Linked DNA regions of Homo sapiens: region 1 is linked to region 2. A link is an interaction called in ENCODE POLR2A ChIA-PET data of the cell type or tissue named here. Cell type or tissue: GM12878. All regions are shown on one strand. Links, peaks and the distances in the headings refer to the core of each region. The heading gives the core; the rest is flanking DNA. Region 1 overlaps CAB39 (calcium binding protein 39). Region 2 has its middle 41 kb from the start of LINC01907.

Region 1 (4,389 bases), core at 220-4,219, 96 kb after region 2:
AAAACCTCCCATTAGTTTCCACTTCCCAACACTTGCATTGGGAATTAAATTTCCAACCCATGGATTTTAAGGTATATTCAGACCATAGAAATACCCTAGAGGTGATAGTGACCCCATTGACAACTCCTGGCCTTTGTGGAGAATGGTGAGGGTCTACCCTTAATGTCTGTAAAGATAGATTTAGAAAACAGAATTGACTGAAATCGTGAACTGAATATACATGGAAGAGTTGAGTAAAGTTTGCTGTGACAACCAAGTTTAGTGATGGAGTGAACAATGGATCCATTCACTGGGAAGGGGAACATTGAAAAAGAAGCAGGACTTAGATGAAATTTGGATTGCCTGGAGGACATCTATAGGGAGCAGCAGTTGGAAAGGTAGGCCATTGGTCGGGCTAGAAATGGATTTCAGATTGTTGAAACCATAGATGAGATCACCCAGAGGGAATATAGGGTGAGGTGACAGCCAAGAGTGGAACCTTGAAGGACATCAACATTGGAGTAGAGTCATTGAATTAAATGCAGAAAGGAAAATAAATAAATAAATAGATGCAGGAAAGGAAAGGGCATTGGGAGAGAGAAGAAAACAACTAGCGGAGAGCAGTGCATGAATGCGAAAGGGGGAAGCTAAATGTCCATGCGGATTCAGCTTGCAGTGTTGTAACTGTTCATTTTATATGAAAGTAATATGTTAACAGCCCCCCACATACCACCACTTTGGGATTCAAGTATACACCAATAATTACCATCAGAAGGAAGCCTGTCCCCATAGCAGGTACGGATTGCCACAACCCACTTTAGAATCCTGTCACTGTCTGGCTTTGTCCCAGTCACATTAATACTTTTGGCTTAGCCCAAGGAATCCTGCTGAGGTTTATTATAAACCATTTTTTGGCCAGACGTGGTGGCTCACACCTGTAATCCCAGCACTTTGGGAGGCTGAGGTGGGTAGATCACGAGGTCAGGAGTTCAAGACCAGCCTGGCCAACATGGTGAAACCCCGTCTCTACAACAAAAATTAGCCAGGCATGGTGGTACGTGCCTCTAGTCCCAGCTACTGGGGAGGCTGAGGCAGAATTGCTTGAACCCAGGAGGTGGAGGTTATAGCAAGCTGAGATCGCACCACTGCACTCCATCCTGAGTGACAGAGCAAGACTCCATCTCAAAAAAAAAAAAAAAAGAAAAGAAAAAACCATTTTTTAATGGACAAGGGAATTGTATTTGAAAGCCAAATGAATTATTTTATTAAAATATCTATTTCTGTTCATTTTCTTCGTGAACTTCAGTTATGTCCAAAACATAGTTAAGGCTGTTTTAAAACAATATTAAGAAAAACTTAGAACATACAGAAAAGTTAACTAACAGTGAAAACCCACACACCCACCAACCATCTAAATTTTAAAATTACAATTTTACCATATTTGCAAATGTGATAATCTGACTTAGAAGTAGTTTGGGGAGCAGAAAGGACATCAGTGTGTCTGGACCTCTAGGATCAAGGCCAGAGGCTGTGCTGTGAGTTGGAGATAGGTAAAACCTAGAGGGCCATGGTAAGGAATTTGGATTTTATTTATTTTAAAATTTTTTTCCCATAGGTTATTGGGATACAGGTAGTATCTGGTTACATAAGTTCTTTAGTGGTTTGTGAGGTTTTGGTGCACCCATCACCCAGGCAGTATAGACTGTACCATATTTGTAGTATTCTTTTTTCTTTCTTCTTTCTTCTTTCTTCCTTCTTCCTTCTTCCTTCTTCTTCCTTCCTCTTCTTCCTTCCTCTTCTTCCGTCCCCTTCTGCCTTCCTCTTCCCCTCCTTCTTCCCCTTCCCCTCCTTCTTCCCCTTTCCCTCCTTCTTCCCCTTCCCCTCCTTCTTCCCCTTTCCCTCCTTCTTCCCCTCCTACTCCTTCCGCTCCTCTTCCTCCTCCTCCTCATCCCTCCTTCTCCTCCTCTTCCCCCCTCCTCTTCTCCGTCTTGCTCTGTTGCTCAGGCTGGAGTGCAGTGGCACGATCTCAGCTCACTGCAACCTCCGCCTCCCAGGTTTAAGCAGTCCTCCTGCCTCAGTCCCCCTAGTAGCTGGGATTACAGGCACGAACCACCATGCACAGCTAATTTTTGTATTTTTAGTAGAGACAGGGTTTTGCCATGTTGGCCAGGCTGGTCTCAAACTCCTGATCTCAGGTGATACACCTGCCTTGGCCTCCCAAAATGGTGGGATTACAGGCATGAGCCACTGCGCCCGGCCTATTTGTAGTCTTCTATCGCTCGCCCGCTTCCCCACAAGTCCCCAAAGTCCATTGTATCATTCTTATGCCTTTGCGTCCTCAAAGCTTAGCTCCCACATGTCAGTGAGAACATTATGATGTTTGGTTTTCCATTCTTGAGTTACTTCACTTAGAATAATAGTCTCCAGTCTCATACAGGTTGCTGCAAATGCTGTTCATTCCTTTTTATGGCTGAGTAGTAGTCCATCATATATATACATACATACACACACACACACACTCAACAGTTTCTTTATCCACTCGTTGATTGATGGGCATTTGGATTGGTTCCATGATTTTCCTCTGGGTAGATACCCAGTAGTGGGATTGCTGGATTAAATGGTAGTTCTACTTTTAGTTCTTTAAGGAATCACCACATTGTTTTCCATAGTGGCTGTACTAGTTTACATTCCCACCAGGAGTGTAGAAGTGTTCTCTGATTACCGCATCCATTCCAATATATACTGTTTATTGATTTTTTAATTATGGCCATTCTTGCAGGAGTAAGGTGGGTATTGCACTGTGGTTTTGGTTTGCATTTCCCTGATCATTAGTGATGCTGAGCATTTTTTTCATATGTTCATTGGCCATTTATATATCTTCTTTTGAGAATTGTCTGTTTATGTCCTTAGCCCACTTTTTGATGGGATTATTGGTTTTTTTCTTACTGATTTGTTTGAGTTTGTTGTAGATTCTGGGTGTTAGTCCTTTGTCAGATGTATAGATTGTGAAGATTTTCTCCCACTCTGTGGGTTGTCTGTTTACTCTGCTAACTGTTCTTTTGCCATGCAAAAGCACTTTAATTAAGCCCCAGCTCTTTATCTTTGCTTTTATTACATTTGCTTTTGGGTTTTTGGTCAAGGAATTTGGGTTTTATTCTAAGGGCAGTGAAAAATTATTGAAGACCTTAACCAGTGGATTTGTGTTATTCCCTTAAATTCCTCCAAATATGTATAAAAGGAAATACTGCTGATGATAAAGGGGAGATGAGAAAGGTAGGTGGATTGTTATGGTGAAATATATCTTTAAACCACTGGAACCCTTCTCGAACCATTGCTACTTCCAACTTGGGCATCTCCATACTCTAGGGATTGTCAGTTTCAAAACTCAGACATGTGCCCATGTGCTGCACATCCTTCAAGGTCACAGAGCACTCTGAATGGCTTGATGGTGGACCAGGCCCTTTGGAAGGCAGCGTCCCCCCCGGGAGAAAGCAGTACCAGCTGAAGAGTCCACTCTTAAAGGTGCCTTTGCTGTCACTTGAGCATTGTCTGAAGGTCACACATGATCCTGTGAAGGAATTAACTCCTGTGTTGCTTAACAACTGGGATGGATTCTGAGAAATGCATCAGGCAGTTTTGTCATTGTGCAAACATCATAGAGTGTACAGTACTTACACAAACCTAGATAGTATAGTCAACTACATAGTAATCTATGTGATATAGCCTATTGCTCTTAGGCTATAAACCTGTACAGCATGTTACTGTGTTGAATACAGTAGGTATTTGTAACACAAAGCACTAAGTGATAGGAATTTTTCAGCTGTTATGGGACCACTGTCATATAATGCAGTCAATCATTGACTGAAACCTCATCAGGCAGCTACATGACTGTGTAAGATATTTAAGCTTAATGCTTAGCAAACCTGAACATAAGAAACAAATTCTGTAATGCAGAAGTTTTGGGGAGTGTTATTTCCTTGTTTTTGCCTACCAAAATCTTGGGTAATTTTATTAAGAGTTGATGAGCCTAAGAACATAAATGATTTTTGAGAATTATTACACTCATACTTTAAAAATAAAGAGGATAGTTTCTAACTGTTTGTTTATTTATTTATTTATTTATTTATTTATTTATTTATTTATTTATTTTTGAGACGGAGTTTCGCTCTGTCGCCCAGGCTGGAGTGCAGTGGCGTGATCTTAGCTCACTGCAACCTCCCCGTCCCGGGTTCAAGCCATTCTCCTGCCTCAGCCTCCTGAGTAGCTGGGATTACAGGCACACGCCACCACGCCCAGCTGATTTTTGTATTTTTAGTAGAGATGGGGTTTCACCATGTTGGTCAGGCTGGCCTGGAACTCCTGACCTCGTGATCTGCTGGCCTCGTCCTCCCAAAGTGCTGGGATTACAGG
Region 2 (4,388 bases), core at 241-4,240:
TCTAAAAGCCTCTTGTGTAGCTCAGTGGGAGTGGCCTGGAGGGGGTTCCTGGAAGGAGCCAGCCAGTGAGGGGCTAAGGCAGTAACTGGTGGGAGCAGGTGAGGGCCCCAGCAGGAGGGAAGACGTGGGAGCATCGGAGTGGACCTGTGGTTGGGGGGACACGCACGTGGGTGGGTGGGGGCAGGAGGGGAGACATGGGAGCATCGGAGTGGACCAGTGGTCAGGGGGATGCACACGTGGGTGGGTGGGGAGTCACGAAGGTGGTGAGGAGATGAATAACCAATACGGTTATTAATAACTTGTTACCTCCAGATTAGGAACAGATTTTGAGGCATAGAGATCATTTGAATCAGGTTCCTCCTTCCCTGGATTGGGGCTGGGTGGAGTTTCCTCTCAGTGTTCTGGAACGTTCTCCAAAGTGCCTCAGGGCTGCCCAAAAATAACCGAAAGGACACCCAGGACCCCCTCCTGGACAGCGAAGACATCTCTCCAAAGGCCTCAGCAGAGCCCCCGTGTTTTGGGGAGCCCGTCGTCCCCAACCCTCTCCTGGTACCACAGAACAGCACTTACTTCGCTAATTGTCTCCTGGTAGAAACGGCACAGCTAACGTGAAGGAACAAGGCATCCTAATCCACTGTGTGGTGTGGCAGAATCCATGACAAGCCACACAGGTGTAGGGCTGCCGCGCTGTCACACAGGGTCCCAGCGCTGAAGGACCGGGCGGTGAGGGGGCAGGGAAAGTCAGAAAGGGCACCCAGGGTACAGGGCACAGTGCTCAGTTTGCTGTGGCTGCCTGAGTAGTAATAATCACAGCTACAACTGCAGGTGCGCTCAGGTGCCAGGCCTGCGCACTGTCTCGGAGCATCTCACTTTATGCTCATAGCGAAGGAGGTACAAATTTCAACCCCTAATTACCATTAGCTGTCATCATTTTTATTGTGGCTCTGCCTGGCTAGCCCTTGCTCTCCTCACCCCAAGTCAGTGGCCCACTGAGTCCTCAGAGCCTGGCTCCACAGCCCCAGACCACCAGGATGGCCTCTCCTCCTGATGCTCCCATCTGAGTCTTCGCTGCTTTGAAAAATGCGGGTTTTTCTTCTGTGTTGAGTTGAAGACGGAGCTCTGCCTTTCTCTCCTGAGGTGCCCTGCACATGTCAGGGTCCCCGTGGGTGGCCGGAAGGAAAAGCTTCATGAAGGGAAGAAACCAGCCCTTCAGTGGTATGGGGCTCCCCTGGTCCCTGGAGGAACAGTAGCCTCTGTCTGAGTCCTAAACTGGGGCAACAGGCCGGGCACAATGTCTCAAGCTTGTAATCCTAGCACTTTGAGGCACCGAGGCAGGCCGATTGCCTGAGCTCAGGGGTTCGAGACCAGCCTGGGCAACATGGTGAAACCCCGTCTCTACTAAAATACAAAAAATTAGCCAGGTGTGGCAACATGCACCTATAGTCCCAGTTACTCGGGAGGCTGAGGCAGGAGAATTGCTTTAACCCAGGAGGCGGAGGTTGCAGTAAGCTGAGATCACACCACTGCACTCCAGCCTGGGCGACAGAGCGAGACTCTGTCTCAAAAACAATAAAAATAAGTAAATAAAATAAACAAATAAACTGGTGCAGCAGTCCCCTCAGTGGTCATGTGTCCACAGGTTTCCATCACAGCCCTGCAGTGACAGGATGGCTAGATGCCCTGCAGAAATCCTTTCCTGGACATACTCCCTCCTCCAGCCACCAGCCCCCCACTGGGTACAGTGCTCATCACAGCCTGGGGTGGAGGCATCAGCAATGCCCTCTTCAAGCTCTTCCCAAAGAAAGTGCCCCATCCGCCTGCCTCTGGCCCTGCCTGACCTGCACATGAGCCACCAGCTTCCTGCCAGGCCTCTGGTGATCCCTGGAACAGTCTCTAGAGCAGGAGCAGGAGCAGGAGCAGGCAGGGCCTGTATCTTCACTCTGCCTGAGCCCAGGCAGGCTCAGCTATGCCTTCAGGCCCCTCGACCACAATCATGGTGACCACATCCCTGGGATAGTCCCTGCTTTGATAACCTGCCTCACTAGTGCCTGCTAAGCACCGCTCCGCCCAGCCTGGTGTGTCCTCCACATCTTCAACCTCTGCAGTCTTCCCAGGGCTGCCCATGCCCTCCCTGGTTTCCAGTCTCTCCTCTACCACTCTCCTCCATCCCCTCAGTCATCCCCCGGTGCTCCCCTTCCAGACCCCACGGTTGCCCCTGTGCCACCTGACTGTCCAACTTTTCTCCAAGCACTCAAGATGGTCTCAGTGCTCCCCACCCCCACCTAGTGAGTCAATTTCAGTACCTGGGCCCTCTAATTCTGCCCTGCGGAGTCTCAAAGTATGTGCTGCCCACTCACCAGAGGAAACAGAAAGCACCTTCTCAGAATACAGCAGGCTTTAATTTCTAGAACTGTGGAGTCATTCAGAAAATGAGAAGAAGAGTGTTGGGTGTCTGATAAGTGAAGATAAGGGCTCAGAGGGATTGCAGGTCGTGGGGTGCGGAGGGGTGGAAGGGAAGACAGTTATGCTAATTTTTCTAAAGAAGAGCCTAGACATCAGCCCATACATAGGATCAGCTGTGGTTAGGAGGCAGCGCCTTACCAAAACCTGCAGGAACAGCCCCCTCCTCCGTCACTCTGTGCCAAGCCCAGCCCCTGTGGCTGCAGCTTGAGAAGCCCCTGATGTGCTCTCAGAGGCATTTCCCCTGGCGCAGTGGCTGGTGGGCACCTGGAACAGGAGCCCTGCAGCTTCCCCAGACTCAAGCAGGCAGTCACGGCCTTGTGCAGCCTCGACATGGCCTCTGGCTTCTCAACAAGGCCCCCAGTCCATCTGCCTCTGTGCCCGGCCTGCTGACACACCACTGCCCTCGTTCTATGCCAAGCACCTTCCAGTGTGCCACCCAGGGACCGGTGGCAGGAAGCAGGCTCCTAACAGACATGGATTGGGCTCCTGGGCACAATTACTCTACTTCTTTTTTTTTTGAGACGGAGTCTTGCTCCGTCACCAGGCTGGAGTGCAGTGGCGTGATCTCAGCTCACTGCAACCTCCGCTTCCCAGGTTCAAGCAATTCTCCTGCCTCAGCCACCCGAGTAGCTGCGATTACAGGCACGTGCCACTGTGCCCAGCTAATTTTTTTGTATTTTTAGCAGAGACAGGGTTTCACCATGTTGGTCAGACTGGTCTCGATCTTGTGACCTCGTGATCCACCCTCCTCGGCCTCCCAAAGTGCTGGGATTACAGGCGTGAGCCACCGCGCCTGGCCCACTTACTCTACTTCTGCACCCCCCACCCTGCACATAAGGAGGGTACATCAGACCCAGAGGATGGCAACCCCCCCAGACTCAGAGGCCACAGGGAAGGGCCTGCGCTGGCCCACCTTCACCTCGATGCTGACTCGCAGAGCTCCGGGAATGTGGACCAGCAGGGAAGGAAAAGGTTCCCAGATAGACTCCGGAAACAGAGCTCACATGACCCCCCTGGGACTCTCTCGTCCCCGCACTGTCCCTGCCAAGGAAAGGACAAGGCCTTGGGCCAGTCTTCTGCAGGAGGTGTCCTGGACAGGCAGTTCCCAACCCACGTGTACAGGCAGTGGCTTCAGATTTGTCTCTGGGCTGTGCTTGTTCCTCTAGGAAGGGCCCCAGCAATTCCAGCCCCAGGGAAATTTTCTCTCCTTCTTCTGGTGTGGATCAGCCAGGGCATTTCACAACCAGCTACAGATGACAAAGAACTGGTAACAGGGCCACCTCCCGTGCCCTGGTCTGGGTGTCCCGGTGAAACTGAATGAAATGAACAGCAGGTGGCCGGGGTCAAACACCAAGTTAAACAGAAGGGGACAATCTCAGCTCCCAGGCAGAGACCACGGGTGGGGGAGGGAGAGCGGGCAGGAGGTTACAGACCACGTGAATAAGAGTTCAGATCTTTGTGGTACTGGTTGGCAGTTTCCGTTCTTACACCCCAGCTTCCTTCCTGATTCTCTGCCCAGCACAAGGGGATTGGGGAACATGTCCAGCCAACTATAGCCAAAGGCAGCACAGGGCAAGGTATACAGTCAGTGCCAGTTAATGGTTAAGACAGCCAGCATATCAGGCATTGCAGTGAGCCGAGATTGCACCACTGTACTCCAGCCTGGGCAACAGAATGAGACTCCATCTCAAAAAAAAAAAAAAAAAAGAAATAGACAGCCAGCATAGGAGTCAGACAGGATCCCAACTCCACACTTGAACTCTCTAAGCCTCGGTTTCCTCATCTGTAAAATAGTGATAACATTGAAGACCATCTCACAGGGATGCCAAGAAAATTAAATGAGAAACTCTATGGAATGCACTTAGGACAGGGCCTGGCACATAGTAGGACCTCAATAAATATTAGCCATACTATCAACTTGACTG

What was found. Peaks named below come from ENCODE experiments on the same cell type or tissue, not always from the same donor. Only the 100,000 strongest peaks of a DNase experiment are listed, where the experiment ranks them.
Region 1: POLR2A ChIA-PET joins it to region 2 with 5 read pairs; 5 of 35 experiments call an interaction of 5 or more read pairs at or near these places.

Annotation. Positions count from the first base shown.
Region 1 is chr2:230,752,581-230,756,969 of GRCh38, forward strand. All of the region lies in intron 1 of CAB39 (calcium binding protein 39), which reads left to right. Among named protein-coding and RNA genes, the nearest start is that of CAB39, 42 kb to the left of the region's middle. In GM12878, for the core only: no CTCF peak of the experiment used is centred there; no DNase peak of the experiment used is centred there.
Region 2 is chr2:230,656,912-230,661,299 of GRCh38, forward strand. No RefSeq gene overlaps it. Among named protein-coding and RNA genes, the nearest start is that of LINC01907, 41 kb to the right of the region's middle. RefSeq lists a cis regulatory region at 1,713-2,841 and enhancers at 1,729-1,818, 1,879-1,928, 2,259-2,528, 3,163-3,719. In GM12878, for the core only: no CTCF peak of the experiment used is centred there; DNase peaks (open chromatin) are centred at 2,047, 2,430 and 3,890; H3K4me3 peaks cover 2,719 bases; H3K27ac peaks cover 3,947 bases.